2 separate regions of the Homo sapiens genome follow, and region 2 is linked to region 1. A link is a loop called in an ENCODE intact Hi-C map of the cell type or tissue named here. Cell type or tissue: Caco-2. All regions are shown on one strand. Each heading gives the region's core, and the rest is flanking DNA. Links, peaks and the distances in the headings are about the cores only.

Region 1 (16,766 bases), core at 7,873-10,372:
CAAAATAACCAGCTAACATCATAATGACAGGATCAAATTCACACATAACAATATTGACTTTAAATGTCAATGGACTAAATGCTCCAATTAAAAGACACAGACTGGCAAATTGGATAAAGAGTCAAGACCCATCAGTGTGCTGTATTCATGAAACCCATCTCACGTGCAGAGACACACATAGGCTCAAAATAAAAGGATGGAAGAAGATCTACCAAGCAAATGGAAAACAAAAAGGCAGGGGTTGCAATCCTAGTCTCTGATAAAACAGGCTTTAAACCAACAAAGATCAAAAGAGACAAAGGAGGCCATTACATAATGGTAAAGGGATCAATTCAACAAGAAGAGCTAACTATCCTAAATATATATGCACCCAATACAGGAGCACCCAGATTCATAAAGCAAGTCCTGACTGACCTACAAAGAGACTTAGACTCCCACACATTAATAATGGGAGACTTTAACACCCCACTGTCAACATTAGACAGATCAATGAGACAGAAAGTCAACAAGGATACCCAGGAATTGAACTCAGCTCTGCACCAAGGGGACCTAATAGACATCTACAGAACTCTCCACCCCAAATCAACAGAATATATATTTTTTTCAGCACCACACCACACCTATTCCAAAATTGACCACATACTTGGAAGTAAAGCTCTCCTCAGCAAATGTAAAAGAACAGAAATTATAACAAACGATCTCTCAGACCACAGTGCAATCAAACTAGAACTCAGGATTAAGAATCTCACTCAAAACTGCGCAACTACACAGAAACTGAACAACCTGCTCCTGAATGACTACTGGGTACATAACGAAATGAAGGCAGAAATAAAGATGTTCTTTGAAACCAACGAGAACAAAGACACAACATACCAGAATCTCTGGGACGCATTCAAAGCAGTGTGTAGAGGGAAATTTATAGCACTACATGCCCACAAGAGAAAGCAGGAAAGATCCAAAATTGACACCCTAACATCACAATTAAAAGAACTAGAAAAGCAAGAGCAAACACATTCAAAAGCTAGCAGAAGGCAAGAAATAACTAAAATCAGAGCAGAACTGAAGGAAATAGAGACACAAAAAACCCTTCAAAAAATTAATGAATCCAGGAGCTGGTTTTTTGAAAGGATCAACAAAATTGATAGACTGCTAGCAAGACTAATAAAGAAAAAAAGAGAGAAGAATCAAATAGATGCAATAAAAAATGATAAAGGGGATATCACCACCGATCCCACAGAAATACGAACTACCGTCAGAGAATACTACAAACACCTCTACGCAAATAAACTAGAAAATCTAGAAGAAATGGATACATTCCTCGACACATACACTCTCCCAAGACTAAACCAGGAAGAAGTTGAATCTCTGAATAGACCAATAACAGGAGCTGAAATTGTGGCAATAATCAATAGCTTACCAACCAAAAAGAGTCCAGGACCAGATGGATTCACAGCCGAATTTTACCAGAGGTAAAAGGAAGAACTGGTACCATTCCTTCTGAAACTATTCCAATCAATAGAAAAAGAGGGAATCCTCCCTAACTCATTTTATGAGGCCAGCATCATCCTGATACCAAAGCCGGGCAGAGACACAACCAAAAAAGAGAATTTTAGACCAATATCCTTGATGAACATTGATGCAAAAATCCTCAGTATAATACTGGCAAAACGAATCCAGCAGCACATCAAAAAGCTTATCCACCATGATCAAGTGGGCTTCATCCCTGGGATGCAAGGCTGGTTCAATATACACAAATCAATAAATGTAATCCAGCATATAAACAGAAGCAAAGACAAAAACCACATGATTACCTCAATAGATTCAGAAAAGGCCTTCGACAAAATTCAACAACCTTCATGCCAAAAACTCTCAATAAATTAGGTATTGATGGGACATATCTCAAAATAATAAGAGCTATCTATGATAAACCCACAGCCAATATCATACTGAATGGGCAAAAACTGGAAGCATTCCCTTTGAAAACTGGCACAAGACAGGGATGGCCTCTCTCACCACTCCTATTCAACATAGTGTTGGAAGTTCTGGCCAGGGCAATCAGGCAGGAGAAGGAAATAAAGGGTATTCAATTAGGAAAAGAGGAAGTCAAATTGTCCCTGTTTGCAGACGACATGATTGTATATCTAGAAAACCCCATTGTCTCAGCCCAAAATCTCCTTAAGCTGATAAGCAACTTCAGCAAAGTCTCAGGATACAAAATCAATGTACAAAAATCACAAGCATTCTTATACACCAACAACAGACAAACAGAGAGCCAAATCATGAGTGAACTCCCATTCACAATTGCTTCAAAGAGAATAAAATACCTAGGAATCCAACTTACAAGGGATGTGAAGGACCTCTTCAAGGAGAACTACAAACCACTGCTCAAGAAAATAAAAGAGGATACAAACAAATGGAAGAACATTCCATGCTCATGGGTAGGAAGAATCAATATCGTGAAAATGGCCATACTGCCCAAGGTAATTTACAGATTCCATGCCATCCCCATCAAGCTACCAATGACTTTCTTCACAGAATTGGAAAAAACTACTTTAAAGTTCATATGGAACCAAAAAAGAGCCTGCATCGCCAAGTCAATCCTGAACCAAAAGAACAAAGCTGGAGGCATCACACTACCTGACTTCAAACTATACTACAAGGCTATAGTAACCAAAACAGCATGGTACTGGTACCAAAACAGAGATATAGATCAATGGATCAGAACAGAGCCCTCAGAAATAACGCTGCATATCTACAAGTATCTGATCTTTGACAAACCTGAGAAAAACAAGCAATGGGGAAAGGATTCCCTATTTAATAAATGGTACTGGGAAAACTGGCTAGCCATATGTAGAAAGCTGAAACTGGATCCCTTCCTTACACCTTATACAAAAATCAATTCAAGATGGATTAAAGACTTAAACATTAGACCTAAAACTATAAAAACCCTAGAAGAAAACCTAGGCTTTACCATTCAGGACATAGGCATGGGCAAGAACTTCATGTCTAAAACACCAAAAGCAATGGCAACAGAAGCCAAAATTGACAAATGGGATCTAATTAAACTAAAGAGCTTCTGCACAGCAAAAGAAACTACCATCAGAGTGAACAGGCAACCTACAAAATGGGAGAAAATTTTTGCAACCTACTCCTCTGACAAAGGGCTAATATCCAGAATCTACAATGAACTCAAACAAATTTACAAGAAAAAAACAAACAACCCCCTCAAAAAGTGGGCAAAGGACATGAACAGACACTTCTCAAAAGAAGACATTTATGCAGCCAAAAAACACATGAAAAAATGCTCACCATCACTGGCCATCAGAGAAATGCAAATCAAAACCACTATGAGATACCATCTCACACCAGTTAGAATGACAATCATTAAAAGTCAGGAAACAACAGGTGCTGGAGAGGATGTGGAGAAATAGGAACACTTTTACACTGTTGGTGGGACTGTAAACTAGTTCAACCATTGTGGAAGTCAGTGTGGCGATTCCTCAGGGATCTAGAACTGGAAATACCATTTGACCCAGCCATCCCATTACTGGGTATATACCCAAAGGACTATAAATCATGCTGCTATAAAGACACATGCGCACGTATGTTTATTGCAGCATTATTCACAATAGCAAAGACTTGGAACTAACCCAAATGTCCAACAATGATAGACTGGATTAAGAAAATGTGGCAGATATACACCATGGAATACTATGCAGCCATAAAAAATGATGAGTTCATGTCCTTTGTAGGGACATGGATGAAATTGGAAATCATCATTCTCAGTAAACTATCACAAGAACCAAAAACCAAACACGCATATTCTCACTCATAGGTGGGAACTGAACAATGAGAACACATGGACACAGGAAGGGGAACATCACACTCTGGGGCCTGTTATGGGGTGGGGGGAGGGGGGAGGGATAGCATTGGGAGATATACCTAATGCTAGATGACGAGTTAGTGGGTGCAGCGCACCAGCATGGCACATGTATACAAATGTAACTAACCTGCACATTGTGCACATGTACCCTAAAACTTAAAGTATAATAATAAAAAAAGTCAATAAAAAAAATAAATTCCATTTCTCTTATGGCAAAAAAAAAATTACATATGTTATTCAGCTTGATTTAGCCTTTCCATTAAAAGTATTTCTGGATTTTAGATAAATATAGCAAAGTATAATCTATAGAATATTCAAATTTGCTGAAAATTTGATAAAACAAAATACATTCATATTTTATTTTAATACCCAAATTTAGATATTAGAAGGAGTCTAGTACTCAGTCCTTTTCATTTCATATTTCCAAAAGTACATTATGGTAATAGCTCTCCAGTTGTGATGATCATGAACCGTGGTTTAAAAAAATAACACACACACACACACACACACACACACTCACGAATTCAACCAAGAAACTATGTAACAGAGGACGAAAAAGATATTGGAACTACAACTACTAGTAGGGGATGTTGAAATGATGCCAGTTCACAAGATTTTGCTCATTTCTTGAATACAATTCCAAAATCAATCAATATCAAAATGAACACAAATGACAGCAGATAATTCAGACTCTTGAAGAAAATGTCATACCCCATAGATCTTGGTTAAGTAATCCTTTACTGCTAATGATGGCCAGCCATGTTCTCTTAATTTTTTTTTCCATGTTCTCTTAATTAATCTTTATCCCATTCTACCATTTCTTTATCCTTTTCCTAATTTCTTTATTCATACTTTGCTTTCCCTATGTTTTCAGTCTGTAAAAATCTTTAGGTGAGCACAGTTTCTTCTGTTTTCCTTCTGTTTGAGCCATTGACTGAAGCTGAAGTTCCTATAGCAATGAAGATCCTCAAATAAAAATAAAATTTATTGTTATAAGAAAAATTCTGTTTATCAAGCTATTGTTAAGCATGTGCCAAGTCCTTTAGAAAATTCTAGCTAATTGACCACTGTGCCATTATAAATATTACTTTTTTAAAAGATTAATTCCTATAAGTAATTCTAGAAGGTTCTAGCAAATATTGCTTATTCTGCCTTCAACCACCCATAACAATTAATATGGACAAAGACACTAACATGTCTCACAAGTGCTGTCTCCTAACACGATATTTAATTTCCTGTAGGCAAGGATATTATTATAGTTTGGATGCTCTGTCCCCTCCAAATCTCATGTTGAAAGATAACCTCCAATGTTGGAGGTGGGCCTAATGGCAGGTGTTTGGGTCATGGGGGGCAGGTCTTTCATGGATGGGTTGGTACTGCTACTGTGGTAATGAGTGAGTTTTTACCCTATGAGTTCATGTAAAATCTGATTGTTTAAAGAACTTGGCATCTCCCTTGCTCCCTCTTGTCATGTGATATGCCAGCTCCCCTTTTGCCTTTTGCAATGACCATAAATTTCCTGATGCCTCATCAGAAGCTGAGCAGATGCTGGTGCCATGTTTGTACATCCTGCAGAACTGTCAGCCAAATAAACCTCTTTGGGTTACTCAGTCAGTCATTCCTTTATAGCAATGCAAAATGGACTAACTCAGATATATTTAGTATGGCCTATGGACTCTAGCTCTTCTCTAAGATCTTTGCATTTGAAATGTAAATTCTTATTAAATCCAACAGATAACACTTCAGAAATTATCAGAACATGGAATATATTGTTCAGAGAGTGGAGTAAGAAGACGTTTAAATGGCACAACAACCAGGGAATAGACAAAGCCTAGAAAAGTTTATCATAACATATCGGCTTTCTCGAGAAATGACTGCTTTTCAGAGCTTTTCTTCTTTTTAATCAATACATTTTTTATTAAACGTTGTCTTTGTTTTCCAAAGCTGGTTCCTTAGCAACAGCTTCAAGGACTCCTTCAGTAAAAACAGCCATTTTTAGATTCGGGTCAGTAGTAAAAATTCCTGGTTTTGGTCAAGAATACCATGAATCCACACAGTTTTGGATATACTTAAAGTGAGATAAATGAGAAGATTCTAGAGCATACATTTTGGATGAATGATGTAAAGAAATTTAAATGGTTTGAGGTGTGGATTAACTTGTGAATGTCTGGATATTTCATAAATTTATGTTGAATTTTCAAACTTCTGACATTCAAACGTCATTAATCATGACATTTATTGCAGCCATTAGTGTCTCATTCAGGGCTGGCCCACATGAAAAGTAATCTGATTTCCTGATTTACTGATGAAAATCTCTTTGTTACTCAATAGGATAAATTATTTGTGCTCTGAGTGTTTCTATTTAGACACTATATTATTGTCTCATAAAACGATGTGATGGAACAGTTACTGCCAAAAACAGCATAAAATAAGCAACTGTTAGGTTTTATGTGCACACAATTAGAAAGTGATTCCATTACAAGTTAATTACAGAGATTAATTCCTATTTAGAATCTGTCACAGAGGTCAAATACATAAATTTTATTCTTAGAGTTTACCTGGAGAGATAATAATGAATTTCAAGTAATTTGTTACAAACTTTATTTTTAAAAACTTTGGGAGTGCTCAAGTGTTGTGTGCTTTGCAAAAGTAAAGCACTAATTTCAAGTCTTTCCCAGGGTATAAATGCTTCCACTAACCACAGGGATTGTACCAAAAGTCACTGCATATAAACCCCTCTTTGAGACTTGTGTGTCTGCAAATAGGTCGTTACATATAACAAGCAACGTCATTGGTTTCCTCTCATGGAGAACAGGTATTCTTTAAAAAAGCAGCAAAGTCTAATTGGAAAAAATAAATTTCAGCTGTGATTGTTCTGACCTTGCCCTACTCTGGTGGTCTTGAGCTTGGTCCTGTTTAAGCTTGGCTCTGCTCTGGGTATACCTTGACCTTGGTTCTTTTTGAGGAATAAACTGACCAGGAGTAAACAAAGTGTCGATTCTCTTCTACTCTAGACTTGGACCATTTCAACAAGACATGAAAATAGAATAGTTCATTTCTTGAAATACATTTATTTATTAAAACCACACATTTTCATAAAGAAAATATATCTGTAGACAAATAATTGTCTCCGAAAGATGTTCACGTACTAATGTCCAGAATCTAGAAATATGTTACATAGCAAAGGAGAATTAGGGTAGCAAATAGAATTATGGTTGTTAATCAGCTGGTATCCTGGACCATCTGAGTGGGCCCAAAGTAATCACAAGTGTCCTTGAATGGGAATAGGAGGGCAAAAGTGTCAGTGGTGGAGTGCTGTGATGTGAGAAAGTCTCGACTGGCCATTGCTGGCTTGGAAGATGAAAGAAAATCACAGTCAAGGACCTTTCAAAACTGGAAAAGGAAAGGAGATAGATTCTTCCTAGAGCCTCCAGAAAGAACATGATGCTGACATTTGATTTGAGCCCAAGGAGATCCACTTTGGGCTCCAGAACTCTAAGAAAATAAATGTGAATTGTTTTAAGACAATGTATGCAATAATTTGTAGTAACAGCAATAGAAACGAAGACAGTGATGAATAGGAGAGCTAAGACAGTTCTAAGGAGAAAAAACATTACAGAAGCTCCTCTATTTGAATTTTGAAAGATTGGTTGCAAGTCCATTTGTTCATTAAGTTCAAAATTACGGAAACTACCACCAGTGCCATCAGTTGAGTGGTGACAGGGGTGATATCCTTTGTTCTCAGACAGAACTTTATTCTTATCTATGAAATTTTGTAAACTGAAAGATTGAAAATAGAGGTGCTTTTTAATGTTACAAACAATAGTCCTTTGCCTGGAGCAATACTTCCTATGTTGTACTTGTCTCAGACTAAAGAAATTGTGCTCAGAATTGGGCATATTCTTTATCTCCATTTCTGAGCTTGCTATGCTCACAGGATTTGACTCTGAAAACAGCTCCATCATCTTCCCCAAGGGCTCAACCAAGCCTCTCCTATTCCACTGGAGCCACTACATGCAAAGAAGGCACTGACTGCTAGCCTAAATGCTTTTCAGGTTATTTCATGTTATGATTTTATTTAAAATAGTAAAATAAAATTAAAAGTATTTCTTTCTAACTCAGCCCACGCCCCCCCCAAAAAAATATATTGGCCAACGTCCTAATTCCCTAGCCTCTAACCACCTTAAGCTTCTACTTCATGTGTTTATAGAACTGCAGCTTTCTTGACCTTTCCAATTATTCAGTTTTTATTGACCTTTGCCCTTCACAATCTTACCAAGAATTTCTTGGTTGGGCAGCTGTTGTTAGCTTCTATAATTCTAACCATATCTATACACTCATTTATTCTATATATTTAGTGCCTACTGTTTGCCAAGCATTATTCTGAGTCCTGCAGTTGCAATATGAATAAGAATGATAAAATCCTTGCCCTTATGAAATGTTTATGTTCTAATGGAAATGGGGGACGATAGAAAATAAACAAATAAACATGTACCTACATATATACATACATAAAGGATTGTGATTTCAGGTGGTGATACTTGGTGTAAGTGAAATCAAACCATGGGAACCAGAGTGATGTAGAGGAGATTACTTTAGCTAAGATGGTATCATAATTATTCTGAATTTTTAAAATATATATTGTATTTCATCATTTCTTACTTTCTGCTGTCCCATATTTCCAGATAATTAGAAATGAGGACTAAGCTCCGATTTTTTATCTTACCCAAATTCCTACCTAAGGGGTCTAGGGAGTCATGCTCTATAAACCAGGAATTCTCATCAGATGGGTTTTATTTGATCCTATATATTGTGACATACTTTTCAATCTGACTCTGGCATAACATTATGAAACAAGGAAAAAAATATTTAACCCCAAAATACATTTCCTTGACATACCTTGAAATTGCCCTGCAAAGTCTCTTGGGGGAAAAGTCCATATTCTATAGAGAATCCCCTTCCCCCTTTGTTTTCCTTCTTTCCTTCCCAGATCCAGGAGACAATCAACTAAGAGCCAGGCACCCTTTCAAGTTCGATAAAAAACAATTTACAACCTGCTCTTCTCTAAAGTCTGCTATCTAAAAGCTTATCTGCACAATGAAACTTGGTCTCCACAATCCTTTATGTTTACCCTGAACATTCCTTTCTATCAATCCTAGGCCTTTAGACAAACTCAACCAATTGTCAACCAGAAAATGTTTAAATTTACCTATAGCCTGGAAGTCCACCCCCCACCCACCCCAGTTTGAGTCGTTCCGCCTTCCCAAACCAAACCAATGGATTTCTTAATAGTATTTTATTGATGTCTCTTGCCTTCCTAAAATATATAAAATCAAGCTGTACCCTACACTTTGGGCACATGTTCTCAGAACCTCCCGAAAGCTGTGTCATGAGCCATGATCACTCATATTTAGTGCAGAATAAATCTTTTCAAATATTTTATAGAGATTGACTCTTTTCATCAACAGAGAATATATATATATAAACTGGCATTTTAGGTGAAAATAATGATTAGATTGCATATACTAATGCACACAAACAGAAACACACAAATCTTCACTAACCATCAACCACTAAAGCAGTCACTTACACTACCTTAGATTTTACAATTCTGTTAATTTTTATTACACCTATTCTCTTTTTATCGACTTAAAAACCATCCCTACCCTTTTAAACAAGAAAACTTTGTAACACATCTTATAGAAGGAATAACTCAAACTCAAGTACCCATCCAGTGGAAAAATAACCATTGAAATAAAATCAAAATATATAAACACAAGTTGTTAAATTAAGTTTGAAATATTGAAAATTAGCCAGACTGTCACTCACACAATAGCACCTGTATAAGAATATAATAATAATTTAATAATTTAATAAAGAAAGTCCACCCACATGGGAAAAGCAATTTGGCCAACTTTGATTAAAAATGGATTAACTTTTTACAAATTAGCATTTATGAATAAATGACACTTTTATGCAAAAGCATTCTCCATAGACAAAATATGCTGATTTTATACATCATACAAACAACCAAAACTAAAAATTGAAAAGAAAAATTCATCACAGATTAAAAAGCTATCTCTTCTTGTGCATTTAAAATATAATTTGATTTTTTAAATCTAAATTTATGCTTTTAAAACAAATATGCTATTAACAAAAGTCATAAAAAACAACATGTATGATATATACATATATAACAATGTATACAAAGTATGATACACTAAAATATTAATGACTTTTCTTTGAAGTCTTAAGTTTACTGTTAATGACAGATTCAGAAATAGCTTTCTAAACTATAAACAGCCAGAGAAGTGTCATTGCTCTATTAACCTGTTCTATATTGTCTTTTCTGCCACTCAAGAGCTAGCCTAAATGTAAACTGGGTACATTGCACATATTTTGGGTTATATATGTGAAATATTTTTAAACAAATATTCTTTCAAAAGACAATAAAATTGTTTACATGTACTTCTGTGTGTTTTATGAAGTAAATATTAGCAATAATAGGCTTCATAGCTAGCTATTTAAATGTAAAAAATATCTTGCCATTTGCCATTAGGCCATTTAAAAGAAAAAGAAAAAGTTTCTAGTCATGCTGTAAAATTTGGGATGGATGCCTTGAAAATACCTAAGGTAGAATTAGATCTTTTAGAAATGGAACAAAGTCTAAAAATCATTTAGCCTCTATCCACACGTTATAGATGAGGAAACTGGTTTACAGATATGTTAAGGGTTTTGATTCAAGTAATTCAAGTAATTAGTGACATCATGTGATTAACTTCATGACCCAAACTCTGAGCCTGGGTCTTTTCCAACTTCATCATATTTTGCTGTACTCATTGTGAAACAGGAGAGTTCCCTGACCCCCACTTGCAGAACATGCAACAGGGGTGTGGCTCTCTGTTCAGCCACCACAAGCTCAAACCCCTTACGGGACGGGAAGCACGCAGATGGGCAGGTGCAGGAAATGAGGGGAGCTCTTTTGGGCTCTGGCCCCACAGCAGCATCTAAGGGTAGGAGTCTGAGACTCCCAAAGCCCAAGTGGGTGTGTGTTACAGTGCACTCTTTTAGCCTTGCCATCCATGGATGGCTTAAGGGTTAACCAGCTCAGTGGACCCTCTGCCTTTTTGCAAGGGCAGGGGACGATTGTGCCAGCTTTCTGTATCCCAAGATCTTGTCCAGCATCCCAGAAGACTCAGGTCACACACGGACTTGAAGGATGAATATGGGGGTTTTATTGAGTGGTGGAGGTGGCTCTCAGCAGGCTGGATGGGGAGCTGGACAGGGAATGGAGTGGGAAAATGATCTTCCCCTGGAGTTTGGCCATCCAGCAGCTAATTCTCCGACTGTCCCCAGCCAAACTCCTCCTAACATTCCTTTTCTTCTCATCCTCTCTGCCACACCATTCTGTTGTTTGTCTGTTCGTCTCCTCATCTGCTTCTGGAGCCTGGGGTTTGGGATTTATATGGGCATAAGATAGGGGGCATGGTGGGCCAAAAGGCAACTTTTTGGCTGCGAAAATAGAAATGCCTGTTCTTACTTGGGTCTGTGGGTATCCAGGCTTAAGGGTGGGGCCTTTGCCAGGGAACCACTCTCTTCTACCTAGTATTTCCCTGTCTCCTGTCCATATCAATTGGAAATCTCTTACCTGTTCGTTATAATTTATCAAACTAAACTTTCAAAAAAAAAAGAAATGCATTTTTAATTTTTCATATAGTTAGCATTACTCAACATTTCAAGAATACCAGTAATTTATTAAAATTCCACTAACTTTACTGAAGAGCTAATAATGTGATTTAATTTCCTGAGTTCAAAGAAAGATTTTGATGCAGCAAAATATATGTTCTCTAGTCTTGGTTCTCTACACACTTAACAGTTCTTGTTAGGGCTATGGATTTAGGAATTTCTATTAAAAGATTTTTTTCAAAGCAAGTCGAATACCACATGTTCTCACTTACAAGTGGGAGCTAAATAATGTATACATTGACATAGAGGATGGAATAATAGATGTGGAGACTTGGTGGGGGGAAGGGATGAGAAATTACTTAATGGGTATAATACCCATTAATAATACACTATTCAGGTGGTGGTTACAGACTTCACCACTATACAATGTATTCATGTAACAAAACTGAACTTGTACCCCTTAAATTGATGCAATAAATTTTTAAAGAGATTTTTGTGTAAAGCAAATCTTAGTATCCACAAGATACTAAGAGCTCCCCTCTGTTTCTCCTCATCTTACTTTCTCCCTCAAAATGATTTTCATCTTTCAGTTGTGATACAAAGTAGCATATATTAGTGGTAATAAATCATAATTTTCGGGGGAAGTATCTACTTCTGTAATGAAAAACTATCAAAAGACTTAATGGACTGTTTCAATCAGCTTTAGGTCATTAAAACCAGAGGTTTCTTCAAAGATGGTTTATAGACTATTTACTCCAGAATTACCTAGGGCTCTTGTTGAAATGGGAAATCTGGGTTCAATTGTAATCCTACTGAACTTAACTTTTAGAGGTGAGGCCCCCAGTTCTACATTTTTAACAAGAACTCCAAAAAATTTTTCTCGCACAAAACTATTGAAGTTTTTGAAGACAGTGACAGCATGTTTGTCTTAGATATTCATTGTTCATTTAAAAATGTCTAGTATATAGTCCCAAACTAGTATTTAATTAATTAAACAAAATTAACTCTGACTTCAGTAGGAAAATGGGGGAGGAATGGAGTCCATAGAGAAATGGGGAAGAGAAAACTCAAATTCTTGTGTTTTTTTAATTTTTATTTTTGGAGACAGGGTCTCACTCTGTTGCTCAGGCTGGAGTGCAGTGGCACCATCTCTGCTCACTGCAACCTCTGCCTTCTGGGCTCAAGCCATCCTCCTATCTCAGCCTCCTGTGTAGCTGGGACTACAGGCACACACCACCACATCTGGCTAATTTTTGTATTTTTTAGAGAAGGAGTTTCACCATGTTGCCCAGGTCGGTCTCAAACTCCTGAGCTCAAGCAATCCACTCACCTTGGATTACAGGCTCCCAAAGTGCTGGGATTACAGGCGTTAGTCACCATGCCCGCCCTTAATTCTTGTCATTTTATAGGAGATGAATAATGTCACATATATCCCATCCTAATTCAGGAATCCTCCAGACTATGCCCATGTATCTGTTTATAGGCCCATTTTGAGTACCTATGATATGCAAAAACTCCACCAGCTGGAGACATGCTTCTCATTTGATCTTCAAAGCATCTCACCCCATACTAGTTTTTTCAAATGAAATAATTGAGATTTGTTCATGCGTTAAAGAACTTGATTACATTCTGCACCTAAACAATGATGCTAAGACTAGACATCAATTATATTTGAACTTCAGTTTAAGTATTTTTCCTCTAACTTTGCTACTTCTCTCACTCTTATAAATTGCTTTTTGTATCTCTGATATATATGCACATTTAAATGTATTTATTTCTCCATAGATGGAAAATCTTAAGAACTATAATTTATAAATTTAAATATTTACAATATTAAAAGATATTATGGTATATATTAACATGTTCTCTTATATTAATATATATAATTCATACTTATAGTTTCAATAAACCTAAAATTAGCACATTGGAAAGTATAGTTCTTTAAACTGATGTTAAGATAACTATATTAACATCTTTACAAGACAACTTCTGAGCATAACATTATTCACGATTAAACAAAATATTTTTCCTTAAAAAATAAAAGGAGGCTTCACAGTTTGTGAAAATAATGCATATTGCTCTGTGTTCAAAAACTGTTCCTTACATCTTGTTTATTACTTTGCATATTGTATTAGTTTCCTAGGGCTACAATAACAAAACACCACAAACTGAGTAGATTAGAACAACAGAAACATGCTGTTTTGCAGTTCTGGAAGCTTGAAATCAAGATGTCAGCAGGGCCACGCTCGCTCTGAAACCTGTAGGGGAGTCCTACTTTGTCTCTGTCTAGCATCTGGGTAATTCTTGACTTGGATCTGTGCAAGTCCAGTCTCTGCCTTCATCCCGGTGTGGTGCTCTCCTTGTGTGTGTTTGTGTGTTCCCATGATCATCTTCTCAAAAAGACACCAGTATACTGGATTAGGAGCCCACTCTATTCCACTATGACCTCATCTTAACTAATTACAAAGTTCCAAATAGGGACACATTCTGAGGTACTTGGAGTTATGATTACAACATATATTTTTCTTTTGTGAGGGAGGGATTACAAGTCAACCCAAAATACACATGAAAAAACAACTGCAACAACAGCAACTCCAATGGCAATTCCAGCGATGGTTTTCCAATGCCATTTTTGATGATTCTTGAGAAACATGTTTTAGTCATTACTATTCTTAGTAATTGCTTCTACTTTCACTTGACTAAATTCATTAGCAGCACACAGGGCAAGTATTTGCATGCACTTGATGCTATATTTGAAATCCAACAGAAATGACAAGTTCTTATATTTTTTTAAAAAAACTTCTGTTTAATCAGTGGCATACTTAGAGATAAGTCAATGTTTTAATTAGCTAAAAAAGACTCTTCCTATTATATTTCAACACCTAATCAAATAAGTGGCCAAGAACTATAAGTACAATTTTCATGAGGACAAATTCATTTTTAAAGTGATAATGCCTATGTATTTTTCCTTTTATAAAAGAAATTTGAACCAAATATGTGAATATGGAGAGTGATAAAAGGTCAGGTGTGGTGGCTCATGCCTGTATCTCAGCACTTTGGGAGGCCAAGGCAGGTGGATCACCTGAGGTCAGGAGTTCGAGACCAGCCTGACCAATACGATGAAACTCTGTCTCTACTAAAAATACAAAAGTCAGCCAAGTGTGGTGACGGGCGCCTATAATCCCAGCTACTTAGGAGGCTAAGACAGGCAAATCACTTGAACCAGGGAGGCAGAGGTTGCAGTGAGCTGAGATCATGCCACTGCACTCCAGGCTGGGTGACAGAGTGAGACTCCATCTCAAAATAATAATAATAAATTAAAAATAAATAAACAGTGAAAGAAGGCTTTAATTCTAATCATCTCATTTAACTGTTCCACATGCATCCTCTCCCCAGCCAGACTGACCTATGTGTTGCCATAATTGCTATTCCTATTACCACATTTCTTTCCAACTATGCTCCGCCAAAAATGTACTTTTTAGCCTCCATTCCCTCTATTCTTCCTTTTCTTCAAGGCGCAGTTTAAATGACATCTTCAGCATGAACATGTCTACTTCGAGAATCATCCTCCTCCTAAACCTGCACCACAATAATAGTCACAGTACTCAGAAATGGTACATGTAGATTTCTGGAAATATTTATGCTTCTTCATGCCAAGGTTTAGTGTGCTTGAGATTCCAGTAACAGCACTGTGGTTAAGAACACAGGCTCTGCAATTAGACAAACTTTTCTATTTCATGATTGACTTGTGTGGCAATGGCCAAATTACTTAATCTCTTCAAGTTTGTTTGCTCTTATACAAAATGGAGATAATAAAGTAATTAATGTTTTAAGGCTAATCTAACAAATACTGCACATGCTGTTGATGCTAAAACGTGCTAACTTGAAACTGTTGGGCATATACATTCATACAAATATTAGGTTGGTGCAAAAGTAATCGTGGATTTTGCTTTTGCACCAACCTAATATTTATTTAATCTCTGTTAAATAATTGCACAAACTATTAATATCATATATAATTTTCTTTACCACAAAACGTCCATGTTAAAAAATTACAAATTTAACTTATTTTCATTTATTCATTGAATAAATGTTTCTCTCCTTTTTAATAAACCAATGGGTAAAAGACACAATGGAGGAAGAACCAAAAAAATGAATGAATTCACTAGAATTCTGTTACTGTACTTTACTTGACAATAGGTTTTTTTAAGTGTTGGAAATGATGAGGAAAGTAATGTTAATAGGGAGTTTCCTCATGTAGCAGATCATTACAGCACGTTCTCAATATGAGCTTCTGTGTTAGTCCAGGTGATACTTGTAAATTTGTGCAGAAACGTTTTTAATATCAGTGTAAAGGAGCTATAAAGGAAATATTTATGAAGCATTTCTGGGGAAAGTTATCAGCGATGGAAAGAATGTAAGCTAGCAGGAAATAGAGTATAGTGGAAAGAGAAATGAATTTAGACTCAGCATTGGAGCTAAACCGCCACTTAAAAGCTGCCTGACTCCAGTAAATGGTACCTCTTCTCTGGACCTCATTCTTCATCTGTAACACTGAATTTAATCACCATGGCAAATATATGACATTCAGTGTTCTGACCTATAAAATGTCTTTAGAAACCACCACTTATGCCTTTTAACACCCTTCCTTCTGAACCAGGACCTAGCTTTAGCATTTTTTAAAATATTGTACTTCAGACAGACTCTATTTTTTTTATTATTGTTAGATGTTACAAAGTGTTAATTTTATTAGCTGCCCTAATTATGGATAAAGTATAATGGTTTTATTACTTTTCAAATTCGATATTTTTATTAGAAATACAGTCATGTGTCACTTAACGATGGGGATATGTTCTGAGAAATGCATCCTTGGGTGATTTCCTCATCTTGTGAATATTAGACTGCACTTCTGCAAACCTAGGTGGCATAATCTACTACACACCTAGGCTAAATGGTATAGCCTATTCCTCCTAGGTTACAAACCTGTATAGCATGTGACTCTACTGAATGCTATAGGCAACTGGAACACAATGGTCTCTGTGTATTTAAGCATATCTAAACATAGATAGGGTAAAGTAAAAATATGGTATTATAATTTTACTGGACCACAGTCGCATATGTGGTATGTTGCTGACCATAGGTCATCACGTGGCACATGACTGTATGCTAAAATTGCACTATTATAATATGACTTTAG
Region 2 (16,766 bases), core at 6,806-9,305, 52 kb after region 1:
CCACAACCCCCAGTACACTTTTCCCGTCTCATTCCCACAGCAATGTTACAATCAGAAAAAAGTAAGTTTCAGGGGGCAGGATTGGAGGGGGGAGGGGATATGGGTAAAAACAGTCAAATCACAATAGGAATTTTTCAAAATAGGTTATTCTACTTAGTCATCATCTTCTCCCTCATCTTCAGGTTCTCATTTTCGCTTCTGACCCCTTTCTTCTTCACCAAGCTCTTCTTCATCTTCCTCGCCATCTACCTCTCCATCGTTATAACCTTCTTCATCCTCCTCGTCCCCTCCACTCACGTCCTCCTCTTCACCTTCCTCCTCCTCCTCCTCGCCCTCCTCATCTTCCACTACCTGAGCATCTTCATCATACTCCTCCTCATGCTCACCCTCCTCCTCGTCATCCAGGCCCTCCACGTGGTCCTCAATATCTGAGTAAGGGGCCTCCTTGTGGTCCCAGTAACAGCTGTCGAGATATGTGAGTTGCAGGAGAAGCTTGAACACGTTTTCTCCGTAGTCGTTCAGGTTGGTTACCTCGCAATTGAAAAGGTCTAAGCTCTTGAGGTTTTCTAACTGTTTCAGTGGCTCTATTGTGCTGAGGTCTTTAATTTTGTTGCCACTTAAATATAGATGCGTGAGGTTTGGACACTTTTCTGCCAATACTTCCAGGCCCCCTGAGACTCTTAGTTCAAGCTTTCTCAACTTTAACTTTGGTAAGTCTGAGATTGAGGTGAGGCCTCCGTTGATTTTACTTAAGAATTCCAGTTCTTCAAATTCATCTGTGAGGGCTTCGAGTTTGCCTTCATTCGACCGACTGTTGTCCAGGGCAAGTTCTTTCACATCAGAGGGCGCCCTGTTCCGCAGCTCTGAATGAATCCGTCTGCCCATCTCCATCTCTCGCGCTCTCTGTCTGCAGAGGCTCTCGTGCCAGCCGAATTCAATCAATAAACCTCGAACCCACGGCCGCACGTTTTAGGACTTTGAAGACTCAACCAGCTCCGCTCGGTTCTCGAGCCCCAATATTTACAAATATTATAATAAAGGGACTGATAAGTAACCTGGGTCAAGCAGAACAATTATTCAAGTATATGGATCTTCCTAGTAAGAAGGTAGGTGTGTGTGACTAAAGAAAATCTTATCTGATGCTCACGTTGATAATTTGTGAATACACAAGGCACTCCCCTCTACACTACTTACTGTGAATCAGCCTTCACAAGTACCCATTTTTCTTTTTACTTTTAGAGACCTGACACGGGATATCTTTGAATCTATAGACTAGGTTTAAAGTAACCTGAGAATATGCATCACAGAAATTAAATAACACAATGAACCATGAAAGACATATTTTGGTGAGATCTCCCCTCAAATGAAAGAATAAAATGCCAAAAACATCCTGTAAAAAGCTAAATCTATCTTTTATTGGTATCATCATGAATTATGAATTTTCCACTTCTGACTCACAATGTGATCTTGGTTGTATCTGTTCTGTCAGATTATACCTAAAACCAAAGTATCTAACTAGGTTTAGATACGGCAAGTGGTAGAGGAATAAAATTTGAGTGGCATGTATGTTTATTTAGAGAGGAATAATTTTTTACTTTCTGAGACATTTATGTTTTTAATGAGCAAGGAAAATAGTATTTCTAGTGTGAATTAGTTCTTACACAAGGATCATGAGATGGTTTTCAGCAGGTACTAGTCCTATGTCCCACATTGACAAAATATGCTATATTAAAAATAATATTTCCCTAAAACAATCTTTTCACAGGCTATGGGATTTGTGGAAAAACACTCAGGAAGAAGATAAATTAATATAGTGTTCTATTGAGAAGTTAGCAGCACAGGCATTAGGAAATTTGTGTCTGAGCCGTAATTCCACCAGGAAACATGGCAGAAGCCTTGAGTGAATAACATTTTTTGCTTCATTTTCCCCATCAGTGAATTGGGAATAGAAGTATCATTTCATCTTGTCTCATACTATGTCCCATAAGCAAAAGAGGGGCTCAAAAACCTGAAAGGCTAAAATTCCAGACAAATAGAAATACATTCCCTGAAACTCTTACTATAAGAATATGAGCAATAGATTCAAAAAACTAAAAGGCTAAAATTCTAGGCAAATAAAAATATATTTCCTGAAATCTTTACTATAGGATATGAGCAAAAGATTCAAATAAAACAAGCAAGAGTAGCTAGAAAATATCACAGATTCCACTAGTAAAATGCTTGTGGATTTTAATAATCCTATTCAGTTTACTGATGTGTGCTCAGATTGATCACATGTTCCAAATCCTATAACCCACACATAGCAAGAACACTGAGACAATTGAATGAGCTTACATAAACTGCCTTGAAAGTAAGACTTGCCTTGTGTACTTCTCAAATAGTTTCGTTCTGTACACCCTTACTGCCACTAATGGATTTCAAACCTTCAACATTTTCTTTTATATAGCTTATACAATAAACTTTTCACTGTCATTGAACTCTATCTTGTTTTGCTTCCCACAAATTCATCTACCACACTGACATCAAAATCAAACTTCTACACCAGGCAGGGTGGCTCACGCCTGTAATCCCAGCACTTTGGAAAGCCAAGGCAGGCAGATCACCTGAGGTCAGGAGTTCAAGACCAGCCTGGCCAACATGGTAAAACCTGGTTGTTACCAAAAAATACAAAAGTTAGCCAGCTGTTGTAGAGCCCGCCTGTAATCCCAGCTACTCGGGAGGCTGAGGCAGGGAATCGCTTGAGAGGCAGAGACTGCAGTAAGCGGAGATCACTCCACTACACTCCAGCCTGGGTGACAGAGCAGGACTCTGTCACACACACACACACACACACACACACACACACACACACACACACACACAGAGAGAGAGAGAGAGAGAGAGAGAGAGAGAAGAGAGGAGAAGAGAAGATAAAAGAAGAGAAAAAAATCAAATTTCTAAGGTGTAGATATGACAATTTTATTTCCCTGCTTAAAGTTTCAGTAGCTCCCCAGTGGCTTCCCAATATCTTATCATGACATATATGGGGCTCTGTGCCCTTGAACCTGCATATGTCTTCAGTCTTTGCTCCCATGGCACAGTACTTCTAACTGTGTGCTCCAGCAAACTATTGGAAGTTCCCAGGAAGGCAGGCTACTTTTGTGCCTATGTACCTTTGGTTCTTTTGCTTTTTCCTGGGACCTCCTTGCAATCTTTAGTTGCCTTTGGTTACTTTTCCTTTAAGCACCATTTAAGATATCCCTTTCTACAGAAGGACTTTCTGGGTGACTGCATTCGGAGAAGCACACCTTCTCTGCACTCCTATGCATGGTATGTATGTTTGTATTACTGCATTTACCACCTTGTGTTATTTATTGTGTATTTGGCTCTCCCTCTATAAAGACTTGTTCATCTTACAATTTGGATTCCTAGTGTCTATTATATTATTTACTGGCAAGATGCAAGATATCATTGTAAACATTAAATAGTCATTTTGAGCTGTTTCCCAGAAGAAAAATCAAGGATGGCGTCAGTCCTAATATGATTACCAATATCTAAGACGCACTTCTCTCTCTACCCTCTAATATATTGTGCTCTGAGTTATGCTTAGAAGGTGATTTACCATTTCTAAATATAACTGGTACCTGTTTCCTGCACATAAGTCTTGTATAACTGGTTCAAGTTTATTTATTTTTCAGGGTACAGTCCTATAAAATATGTCTTTGTCCTTTACCATGGCCTTCTGTCTAACACACAGATCAAATGTTTGCAAACTAAATGGATCCCACAATTATCTTTCTTCAAAAATGTTATACATTTAACGATTTATTCTTCAAATATTGTATAACTTCTACAGCCTAAGCATTAAGTTTATAACAGTAAATAAGAGAGAAATATCCCTCCTTTAATGACCCAGGTATCCTAGTAAGAGTAAAGAAAGAAATAAACAATCAAAGTAGATAATTTCAGAAAGCAATAAGTGCTAGGAAGTGAAGAAAACAGAATGATGTTCTCTAGGGAGCAGCCATAGGTGTATGCAGGTGAATGGTTGGAAGATCTTCCTGCGAGGGTGATGACTGAGCTAAGATCTAGTAAGGATCTGGAGTGGAGAGCATTCCAGGCAGAATGAAGAGCCAGGACCAAGACCACGAGGTGGAAACAGACTAACAGAAAGAAAGCCAGACCACGAGGCAGAAACAGACTAACAGAAAGAAAATCAGGTCGACTTGCCTAAAAAGAGTGAGCTAGGGAAAAGCATGGCGGAAGAAACAAGGTTGCTGAAAGCAACTCTTATTTTCTTGGCTTTAGAAACCAAGAAAATGCATTTGGGTTTTATCTTAGCATAATGAAAAGACATGTAAGACTTCTGAACACGAAATCTGACATGTTTTACAGACATGTTTTACATGGTTTTGTTTTGTTTTGTTTTGTTTTGTTTTGGGATGGAGTCTCGCTCTGTTGCCAGGCTGGAGTGCAATGGTGCGATCTCGGCTCACTGCAACCTCCGCCTCCCAGGTTCAAGCGATTCTCCTGCCTCAGCCTCCCTAGTAGTTGGGACTACAGGCACGTGCCACCACACCCAGATAATTTTTTTGTATTTATAGTAGAGACAGGGTTTCACCATGTTGGCCATGATGGTCTCCATCTCTTGACCTCGTGACCCGCCCGCCTGGGACTCCCAAAGTGCTGGGATTATAGGTGTGAGCCACCGTGCCCGGCCAAGACTGATTTTTTACAATGAATTTTAAGTAGGACAAGAGTTGGGAGGCTATTGTAGCAGTATAGTCAAGACATGTTGGTGGTCTGGAAAGGGAGAATAATGGATACAGACTGAAGATGACTTGTTAACAAATTGCATATGAGAAGCAAGGTAAAGAGATAATTAAGAATAACATACGGGTACTTGGTTTGAGCAGCTAGAGGGATTTGGTGTCATCTCAATGGGGAAGAATAGGGAAGGAACAAATTTAGGGACAGAAATTCAGTATTTTGTTTATAGAAAGGCTAGCTTGAATTTAATGTCCAAATTCCTTAGTATAATGTATAAGGCTTTAACTTTTTTATTATGACATATAAGCAAATTCCTCAAATATTAAGGCAAGAAAAAGAAAAATGTAGCTAATTATTCTTTCCTTCAATGAAATAGATACTTTATGTTTCTACTCAATTAAACAAATATTTATTGAGCATTCACAGCCAGAAACTATGTCAGGCTCTAGGGCTATAGTAGCGAATGAAATGAAAATATATCAGCTCTGCTGGAACTTGCAACTGATAGGGAAGAAAAACATGCAAAACATTATGCTATGTGTTTATGAGAGTTACATAAGAAAAAGTTTCAGTACGGGAGCCAAGAGCTTAGGGAGCTGACCTTGATTTAGAGATCAGGAAAGCTTGCCCAAGAAACTGTCATTACATTTAGATGATTCGAAGGATGAACAGGCATTGTCTAAGCTAAGGAGATGGTGGAGGGAGAGTTCCAGTCAGAGGACATAATCTATACCAAAACCCAAAAGTGAGAGAATGCAGTAGATATTATGAACCATAAAATGTTCCATATGACTGTATCTTAGAGTGTAAGGGGCAAAAGTGGCGTGAAATATGGTTGCAGAGGCAGGAAGAAGTTATGGAGTATGTTGGTAAGGAAATAAAACACTTAAAGCAGAAGAGTGGTATAAAATAATTTGTATTTTTAAAAGACTAGAATGTGTAAAAAGTTAATTTTCAAAAAAACCCTTATCAGGCAGATTTTGTTATTATCCCCATTATATATGTTAGAAAATCAAAGCTTAGGCTGTTTCAGAAACCTGTTCAAGGCATAGCTAGTACTCAAACCAGGATTTAAATCAAATTTGATTTGATTAAAGTCCATGATTTCCCACTACGCCTTGCTGCTTTATAATTTGCTAGTTCTTTCTGCTGTATCTACACAATGGTAGTCATAGTTCTCGAATATTTCCTACTATTTGCTTACGCCATTTCATAAAACATAAAAGCATCCTTCAAGATACTGGGAACATGAATTTTCTTATCAAACTATAGTAACCCCTGTAGTGGGACAATATTTTGAGGTAGTCAATGTAATGTTTACTCTCTTAGTTCCTTTTGACCTATATCCATCCACCATTAAACCAAAATGGTGAAACACATACAAATGTACACACACATATGTACAAGCACAGAGAAAGGGAGAAAGAGAGAGAGAGAGAGAGAGAAATAACAGAGTAGATTGAGTTTCTGATTTTGGAGCTGTTCGCCCCCTCTCTCTCCTTGATATAGACAATAGTAATGAAAGCCCTGGATTTCAGTGCCTAGAATCAGACACCCATTGAGGTTTTATGGGATTTTTAGAGCTTTATTGTAAAAATCACATTTTAAACATTGGCAGACTCAAACAGCTTATATTAACCACAGGGAAGGAAGGATGTATAATAATGAAGCAATTTTATTGGACATTCAGGTAAGAGAAAGAAGGAAAGAGAGGGATAGGGGTGTGTGGCTGTGTAGGAGAAAGAGAGAGAGAGATAGAGAGAGGGAGAAACTTATTTTGTTAATTTGGCTCATTCTATTGTGGAGGATTGGTAAATCGAAAATCTAATGGGGTAGCCTGGCAGCCTGGAGACTCAGCAAAGAGTTGCAGTTCAAGTCTAAAGGCTGTCTATTGGTCTTGTTCCTTCTTACTCCATGGAAGATAGTCTTTTGTTCGATTGCAGTCTTGAAATGATTGAATGAAACCCACCTACATTAAGGAGGGTAATCTGCTTTACTCAAAGTCCAGCTGTTTCAATGTTAATTTTACTACCCTCACCCTGTGCCAAAAAAACAAAACAAAACAAACCTTCATAGAAACATCCAGAATAATGTTTGACCAAATATGGGCACAATGCCCCAGCCAAGTTGACATATAATATATCCGTCACTGAAGGACTTTGAAAATAGTAGAGATTTGCCTGACCTTCAATCTGGACTCTACGGAAAACACCCTCGCTTGAGAGTAGACATCATTGTGAAGTAACCTTGAGAAGAAAGTAAAAGAAACAAAAAAGCTGAGACTGAACTAAAAATGGGAAGTAACTGGGTTACAATTGTAAAATGTGTTTTATTCTACTATCATGTTTAAAAACAGATCTACAGAAAAGTTAACTTTAATTATAAGGAATAAAAATATGTATTCACACATCTGATTTACATTTGTAATTCTAAAATTATGACTTCACTGTAGTGTTCTGGGCATCACTCTACTAGTACCCAGTCCCTCTATTAGAAATGTTTGGATGTGATTTCTTTTTTCCCTACTATATATGAGAAACAGGCTTGATTATGTTTCTCTGTCTAAGCATAGTTGATAGATAGGTGCTAAATTGAAGTACGTGGCGTGAAGTCTCATCAAACGTCAAAAATTCTCAGATTTAACGTCATTTCATCAAAGTAAAAAACAACAAACTGATAGTTCACCATTTTGAACATGGTTAAAAGTAGAACAAATATTAGAAATCAACATATAAGAGCAGTCAAATAAAAAAACTGTTTTTCACTTACAAAAATTGTTTTGGATGAGTAATGTTTTCCTTCAGATTTTGGACACGTACCTCCACAAAAGAATCCATTTTTAAAAAATCACGACTTTAGTTTTTGCTCTTTGAGACAGCCAGGCAAAGGGAAAATAATATGAGCTTTTTACATTGTGTGAGTCACATTTTACTGTAAGTACAGAACATATTTTGCCAGTGAAAAATGACATTAAATGTGTCATTCTTTGTTCAGTAGCAATGACCCAGTTATAGCTAACCATTTTGTGTGAAAAACTTTGTGCCTAATGAAATATGCAAGAAGCTCCTCTGATTCAGAAACCCTGGAATCCTGAAAATGCATACTATGACAGGCATCAGGAAGCTGGTAATGGTTGAGGCTGTGAAAAGAATGTCAAAGGTAATGCTGAAGGTGTCAAAAGACAATTCAGAGCCAAGTACTGAGAATTTTCTCAGCAGTGACACTTCCAGCCTTATTCAGCTTCATCAGAAGGTAATTTCTTCAAGGCCTTGTAAACTTAAATGGGAGCATTAAATATTTAATTTTACAATTACAACATTAAATTCTCTTGCCATTTCAGCATTTTGATGTCTCTGTACAATCAAAAAACCTAATTTCTTTTAGTATAAACAGTTAAATAAAATAGTATTCAATTATTTTTAAACTAAAATGATCCAAATGCAGTGAACATTTTCTTTGAGAGAATGTCTTAATTCTTATATAGTGTTTTACTGTATCCATTCCTTTGATTTACTGAGTTTAAATCTACTATTCTTATTTTAATCCTATATAAACACTTTATTCTTAATCCCATAGAAAAGACTGATACCTAAGAATTCATTTCATTGTTAGTAATTGACAGAAAAGAAAACAATCTATGTATAATGATCACATTCTGCCACTAAGTAATGATGAGAGCTTGTATTTACTGAGCAGTCAATATGTCCTCAAACTGTGCAAAGAACTTTACTTATTTTATTTGCTGTTTATAAAACATAATAGTATAGGCACTATTGACACTTGTATTTGAAAAACTAAAATAAGGCTTATGTAGGATAAGTTGCCCAGAGTCATATAGTGGAACCTGGGCTTGAACTCTGGAAACTCCAGCGCAAACTCGCTACTATAAACAGTTTTGCTGGGGAATAAACTAACAGGAAACAGGCATGTCCATCATCCTCAATTGATTGCCTAAGAAAAAGAAAGATTTTAAAGTTTCCTATTTAATTTAAAATAACCAAAATTGTTCTAAATGAGTAATCAACATAGGTTCTATCAATTTAGTGATAGTATGAAGATGTAATTTCTGTTTGTTTTCTTTGAAATACTTGCTAGAAATTTGAAATATTTGTTATTTCTTTGCTCTTACTACCCAAGGTTGAGCCACAGTTGTCTATTTAAAAAAAAAAAATTTCTCTAACTATTCTTGAATTTAATTTAACCTAGAGTACTATATCTCTACAACCATAAAAAATAGTGAAAAATAATTTGTAAGGTAGCCAAAGAAAGGAAAATCTAACTGAACTAAACAATTTGATAAAATTTTTCAGAATGATATACGTCACAGTAATATCTTCTGAGCAGTATACAATTAAACTCAAACTGCATTAACAATGACCATTAATAATAGGCTCAGCTTTAATAATATGAAACAAAAACTACATTCAAAAAATACCTGAAATTGTAAATGACCCACTCTATTAATCTATTCTATTCTATTTGGTATTCTTAGATTTCTACTTCTGAAGACTAAAAGTAACATGACATCCCATCCCCGAGTTATCTTTGTTAAAAAGTGAAAATGAAAAATAATAAATTTTATTTTGGCCAGGCGCGGTGGCTCATGCTTGCAATCCCAGCACTTTGGGAGGCTCAGGCAGGCAGATCACCTGAGGTCAGGAGTTCGAGACCAGCCTGGCCAACATGGCGAAATCCCGTCTCTACTAAAAATACAAAAATTAGCCGGGCACGATAGCAGTTGCCCGTAATCCCAGCTACTCGGGAGGCTGAGGCAGGAGAATCTCTTGAACCCAGGAGGTGGAGGTTGCAGTGAGCCAAGGTCATGCCATTGTACTCCAGCCTGGGCAACAACAGCAAAACTCAGTCATAAATAAATAAATAAATTTTATTTCATAATACACAAACCAAACTAAAGCTTTTTACTATTTTTTAATTTTTTTATTGAATGGGCCAAAGTTGTTCCAAAAAACTTGTTCATTAAAACACAAATTAAAAGAAGCTTCAGTTTCTAAAATTTGGAAGTGCTTTGTTACATCAGACATCAAACTAAGAATTAAAAAGGTAAGAGGAAAAAATTTCAGTCCATTGACTTACTGTAATACAGTCTCTACATTCACCTTTGTTTCAAGTAAAAAAGGAAGAATATTTTATTTTCAAAGACTATAAACCTAACTTTGAATTGGGGTCTCACTCCTTTGAAGATTCCTTATTACGTAACTATAAGATATTCAAATATATATTGGGAATTAGTCACTATACTTAATAATTTTATTTAATAATTGTAAATCAATAACAAAGGAAAAAACTCTGTAAACAGTAGAGAAAAACCAAGTTTTAAATTATAATTAACAAGTATGATAATACTAAAAAAATTGTATTAATTTTATCATTAAAATTTACCATAAATACTAAATAAAAGTGATGATATAATAGTAACAGGGGATATTGACTGAGAATTTACTACGATGTAGGCACTGCTCTAAGCATTTATTGTATAAACTCTTTTAACAATAGAAAGTTCTTTTCCTCATTGATATTTTTGCAGGTGAGGAAGGGGTAATAGAAGCCATTATTAAGAAGTGAAGAGTAGTAATATATACCAAGATAAGTCATCATTATTTTGTGTTTTACAATGCATAAAAACATTATTTCCTAATACATCTGTATAACATGATCTCCTGGTTACAGCACTGCCAATTTGGAAATGTTTAATCCATTGTGGGCCAATACATTCAATAGCTTTTTTCAATTTTTCATTTTAAGTTTATTCATTTATTCATTTGACAAGTATTTCTTGGAGGCCTACTGTGTTACAGGCACCGGCAGTGAATCCAGATGGGAAGAAAACAGGCAGTATTAAACCAATCACCACAACAATAAATGTATAAATATAAATTGTGATAGTTTCAATAAAGGGAAAGCATATTTTATTAGGAAAACATTAAAGAGAAACCAGTTTTGACTGGGCCGGAAAGAGATAAAACCTCACTGAAGGTTTGGAGTCTACTGTGCTGGGGGGACTGAGGTGAGGCAGCTGCAGCCTAGAGCTAGCAGATGAAGGGCTGCCTGCCTCCCTGCTGGTGTTCACCACAGCAGCGAAGCCAAGGCAGTTGTAGGGGGAACGGGGGTTCCCTGCTGAAGACTGTGTGCACTGTTGCACTGGAGTTGGTTTGGGACCAGGTATGGGAGCTAAATGATGAGAACACATGGTCACGGAGAGGGGGATCAACACACACTGGGGCCTTTCGGAGGGTGGAGAGTGGGAGGAGGGAGAGGATCAGGAAAAATAACTAATGGATACTAGGCTTAATAACCTTGTGATGAAATAATCTGTACAACAAACCTCTGTGGCACAAGTTTACCTATGTAACAAACCTGCACATGTACCCCTGAACTTAAAATAAAAGTTGAAAAAAAACCAAAAAACCTCACTGAATGAGGGATATTTAAGTAGAGCTTTCATGATAGGAATTGCCAGGCAAAGGTTTCAGAGAGGAGCTTTCTAGGCAAGGGGGATTGTGTATGAATCCCTGATGTCAAGGAGCTCTGTGTCAAGGGATTAACTCATCAGTGTCTCTGGAACAAAATAAAGGAAGCTTGAGAAGGGACTGGAGAGGCAGGGAGGGGCCCAGGCCTGCTAGGTCATATCAAGACTGTGGAAAGTAACTCAGGTGAAATGGAAAGGTATTTGAAGGGTTTGATGGAAGGGACTGACAGAATTTAAATTGCATCTAGAAAAGATCCTCTCTGCTGACACACAAGGGCTGGATTCTTTCTTCCTGCCTCCCCTACCTCCCTTGCAAACTGGGAAGTATGAGCTTTATTTAATGCACAGCCGTAAGCATCTAAAGTGAGTTTAACCCAAAGCTGAGTATTTGTAGACAAACTGCAGAAATTTAACATTTTCCTGAGTCTTCCCAGATGTTATCTGAAGTTATTTCCCAAAAAGAAGTAGTAATCTTTGCCTCCTTACTTGGATTTGCCTATAGGAGGAATAAGTGCCATTCTTCTCAACATGGATAAATGATCAAGCAAGAGAGAAAAGATGATTCTTTAAAAGTAATGGCAGACAAGGACAGTGCTATTTCAAGAGAAGAAAATGAGTGAGAGTTCTGGGTATTGAAATGGGCATTTAAAAGCTGCCTTGTGGGAAATTGGTTAAGCTCTGGAGTTCAAGAACAGCCTGGGCAACATGGTGAAATCCCATCTCTAAAAAAATACGAAAAGAATTAGCTGGGTGTGGTGGCGTGAGCCTGTAAGTCCCAGCTTGTTGGGAGGCTGAGGTGGAAGAAACACTTGACCCCCAGGAGGTTCAGGTTGCAGTGAGCTGAGATCATACTACTCTAGTTTAGGCAACAGAGTAATACCCTGTTTCTCTGTCTCTGTCTGTCTGTCTCTCTCTCTCTCTCACTTTCTCTCTCTATATATAATATATATACACACATACATATTTATTATATATATTATATATAAAATGTTTGTGTGTGTGTATAAAATAAAAGTTGCCTTGTATTCTAAACATTAATTGAAAAAGTGAAACTGGTTGCAATTTTTTTGCATTAACATTAGTTAAAACAATGCTCTTGACACATAAAGAGGAAAAATCTCTGTGGCTTAACATATTAGTTTCTCTGCTCAATCAAGAAAAAAATATGATGCCTGATCAGAAGAATCTCCTCCAAATAGTAATTCAGGAATGATTTCTTCCAATTTATAGCTCTACCACTTGGACAATATATCTTCCAAGATCTCCATACTCATCTATACTGTATCCAACTTTGGGAGGAGCATGAGCTTCATCCCAGGGAGGTTCTTATGGCCCAGGGCTGGAATCTTCTCATAGTACACTGGCCAGAACTTAGTCATACTTAACTACAACGCAATCTGGAGCACCCAACAAGAGGAGGAGATGGATTGATTAGAAGCTAGGTAGTCTCTGAAACTATAAGGTTCCATATGACATATGTGTTTGAAAATCCTGCAGTACAAAGCAAATACCATGATAGCAGAGAGATCCAGACTTATGGAGAAAAAGGAATAGCCAAAAAGCAAAACAAAACAAGAAATATTAATATTATGCTTTTATATATTAAATAATGTTGTCCTCATTGTATAAAATAGTGTTACAAATTGCCTTTCCCTTACTTGAATCACTGGCTTTTCTCATAAAATTAGTTCTCTTCATTTAACATGCATTTGTATAATTGGAATATTTTACTAATAGGATAAAAATCTCTCAATTAATTTTACTAAGTGGCCTCTAGAAGAAAATTTAGATTTCATGGAAATCATGTGTAATTTATAATTAATGATGAGAAAAGGTCCAACCATTAAAAGAAGAAAAAAAATTTTAATGCAGTGAAAAGGGATAAATAATTAGGCCTTATTGGCTAATGAGTTATTTGAATAAACATCTTGGCTAGGCAGTTACATATAATTAAATGTTTTCTACATTTTTTATGAAATTATTCTTATTGAACAGTACAAAAGAAAGCTCTGCTATATTATTCTAGTTTTCAGTTATAAATAAAAAAGCATTTAAACACAAACAAACATCACTCTGATTATAGTACGGAATATTCACTGGAAAGAGGCAAAAGTGTGATTAAACTGATTGATAAGAAAACTGTGACATTTTCCTAAGTATGAGAGACTTCGGATCATTTATCAGCATCTGCGAAGATGAGAAAAAGCTGATGGCTTAAAGCTGAAGAACATTTTAGAGGTAAAATTGACACAGCTTCATGGCAGATTATATAGAGAAGATGCAGAACAGAGATATCAAAGATAATTACTCAGTGTCTAGCATGAGCAACTCGAATGAAAATTCAATTAACCAACAGAGGGAAAATTAGAATATAAATAGATATGGAAGAAAGATCAGGAGTTCAGTTTGAGGCATATTGAATTTGAGATGCCTGTATGTTACCCAGTTGGGTAAGTCAAGAAAACTGTCATAGATATGGGCTGGAGCTCTGAAGATCTGAGTCATCTGGATGTATAAATATTGGCATTCCTTGGTATATAGATAGTGTTTCATGTTATGTTATTATATGAATAAAGATAAGAAATGAGTGGATAAGTTCAGTTAAGGACCTCAATATGTAGGAGTTATATTAAGAATTGGAGCCAGCAAAGTTGACTGAGATGCAATCAGAAAGGCAGGAGGAATCTGACTCCCATGTTCATTTCTACATTATTGACAATAGCCAAGACAAGGAAGCAACCTAAGCGTCCATCAAAGGACAATGGATAAAGAAAATGTGGCAAATATACTGCCTTTATAAAGAAAACTATTCTGCCTTTATAAAGAAAGAAATACTATCATTTATAACAACCTGAATGAATCTGGAGGACATTATGCTAAGTAAAATAAGCCAGGTATAGAAAGACAATTACTGCAAGATCTCATTTATATGTGGAATCTAAAAAGAGTAAAATTCATAAAAGCAGAGAGTAGAACAGTAGTTACCAGAGACTAGGAACATGGGGAGTATGGGGAAAGGGGAGAGGTTGGTCAAAGGGTACAAAGTTCCTCTTAGACAAGAGAGAAAGTTTTAGTGATTTATCACAGAGAATGATGATCATAGTAATAATGCACTGTGTATTTCAAAAATTGCTAAAATATTAGATTTTAAAGATTCTTACTCCCAAAATAATAAGTAGTTGAGGTGGTAGATATGTTAATAAGCTTGATTTAATCTTTATGTATATATATATATATATACCACATTGCAACCTGCATATGTGTATGTATGTATGTATATATATATATATATATATATACCACATTGCAACCTGCATATTTGTATATATATACACACACACATATATATATATATACCAATTGCATAAATGCATGCAATTATTATTTCTCAGTAAAAATAACATAAAAAGAACATCAAATGTGGTTTGGCAAAAGTCAAAGGCCCAGTTAAGAGACTGTTTTAAAAATAGGAAATAATCCTAGAAGTTCTTATGAGAAAAAGACAGAAAATTGTATCCATTCATTCAACAAATATGTATAGAGTGTTTGCCAATACAAGGCATATCCTGGGTACTAGAACTGTAGAAGGAAACAAAAACTCTTTGCCCTCATGTTCTTATATTGGCCTTATAGAAACTTGACAATGGTTAAAGAACTTAGAAGAATCAGTGTGGTAAAGTAGTAGGTACGGATGCCATCTGGGAATGAGTTGAAGTGAAAAGAAGCAAGCAGAGATGACACGTTTAGACAACTATTTTGAGAGAGTTCGCTTTGAAACTTACAGTGATAGAGCAGTAGCCAGAGGGAGAAGTAAATTTAAATGAATATTTTTAAAATATGGAGGATGCTCCAACATGTTTGAATGCTTATAGGAAAGAATTATTGAAAAGGGAGAGATAAAGAAAACAGTGTGAAAAGTCATGGAACAAAGTCCCAGAGAAGAAAGAATATTATTATGGGGTCATGTAGCATATTACTTCCTTTGAAAGCAACTAATAATTTGCTCTCAAAGTGATGATGATGATGATGATAAAAAATGGAAGAGGAGGATGAGGAAGAAAAGAAGGAAGAGGAGGAGAAAGAGAAAGAATAGAAACAACAACAAAAACAATAACAACTATTTAATACAACCATCAACATTCATTAAATATTTGCTCTGTCCTAAGGATTACACAAAGCTCTGGCACACATTTCTCTCATTTAATCATCATGATAGCCATATGAGATGACATTATTTTCCCCATTTTTCAAGAGAGAAAAATGAGGCACATCAAGGTATCTTGTTTATGCAATCATCCAGCCAGTAAGCGATGAGTCAGACTTTCAAGGTGCCAGTGTTTCTGTCTTCAGAGCTTAGGCTCTGAATTATTTAAAGACATTTTTCTATTTTGATATCTTTCTATGGATGTTAACAGACTTAAAATTTTTTAAAGTATATTTTCTGTTTTTTCATGGGTTTGGGAGTAGGAGAGAAGCAAAGATGTGTTTGTTTCAACATTTTATTTCATACTCCATGTATTATTTTTTACTCAGAAAAAATATATGTATGTATATGATCAGCCTTCAATATCCATGGGAGATTGGTTCCAGGTCTTTAGAAGATCAGATAGCAAGATCCACTGATGTTCAAGTCCCTTCAGTCTTATGTATCCATGGGTTCGGTATCCCTTGAAATTTCCTCCAAGGTTGGTTGAATCCAAGATGCTAAGAATTCTCCCATTTAATCATCATGCTAGCCATATGAGGTGCCATTATTCTCCCCATTTTACAAGAGTGAAAAACGAGGCCCACCAAGGTATTGTGTTTATGCAATCATCCAACCAATATGTTATGAGTCAGACTTTGAAAGTGCCAGTGTTTCTGTCTTCAGGGCCTCCAGGGCATGAAAGGTTTGACTGTATACACATATTTTTAAATCAGTGTTTTGAAAGAAAGGACATAACAGCAAAGGGCAAAAATGTAACTAAAGCAAATGGGTAAATGACAAGCCTGCATATATATTACTGCATATATATTATATATGTGTGTGTGTGTGCTTATGTCATATATGTATTTCTATTTCACATAACAGTGCCTATTGTAAGTAATTCGTTTCTTAGATAAATTTTCAATAATGCCTTTAATTACTTTTCTCTGGGCTTTTACTTTTATTATTATTATTATTATTATTATTATTATTATTATTATTATTATTTGAGATGGAGTCTCACTCTGTGGCCCAGGCTGGAGTGCAGTGGCGCAAGCTCTGCTCACTGAAAGCTCCGCCTCCCAGGTTCACGTCATTTTCCTGCCTCAGCCTCCCAAGTAGCTGGGACTACAGGTGCCTGCCACCATGCCCGGCTAAATTTTTGTATTTTTTTAGTAGAGACGGGGTTTCACCGTGTTAGCCAGGATGGTCTCAATCTCCTGACCTCATGATTCGCCTGCCTCGGCCTCCCAAAGTGCTGGGATTACAGGCGTGAGCCATCACGCCTGGCCTGGGCTTTCACTTTTAAAAATTCTACGTAACACATTGACTACAGACAACAAA

The links. A loop is a pair of places that touch in the nucleus more often than their neighbours do. Peaks named below come from ENCODE experiments on the same cell type or tissue, not always from the same donor. Only the 100,000 strongest peaks of a DNase experiment are listed, where the experiment ranks them.
Region 2: a loop joins it to region 1, with 3 times the contacts of the local background. A loop is called at or near these places in 1 of 110 quality-filtered maps.

Annotation. Positions count from the first base shown.
Region 1 is chr4:164,143,772-164,160,537 of GRCh38, forward strand. All of the region lies in intron 1 of MARCHF1 (membrane associated ring-CH-type finger 1), which reads right to left. Among named protein-coding and RNA genes, the nearest start is that of MARCHF1, 230 kb to the right of the region's middle. In Caco-2, for the core only: no CTCF peak of the experiment used is centred there; a DNase peak (open chromatin) is centred at 9,110.
Region 2 is chr4:164,196,821-164,213,586 of GRCh38, forward strand. The region is part of intron 1 of MARCHF1 (membrane associated ring-CH-type finger 1); the gene reads right to left. It also overlaps the pseudogene ANP32CP. Among named protein-coding and RNA genes, the nearest start is that of MARCHF1, 180 kb to the right of the region's middle. In Caco-2, for the core only: no CTCF peak of the experiment used is centred there; no DNase peak of the experiment used is centred there.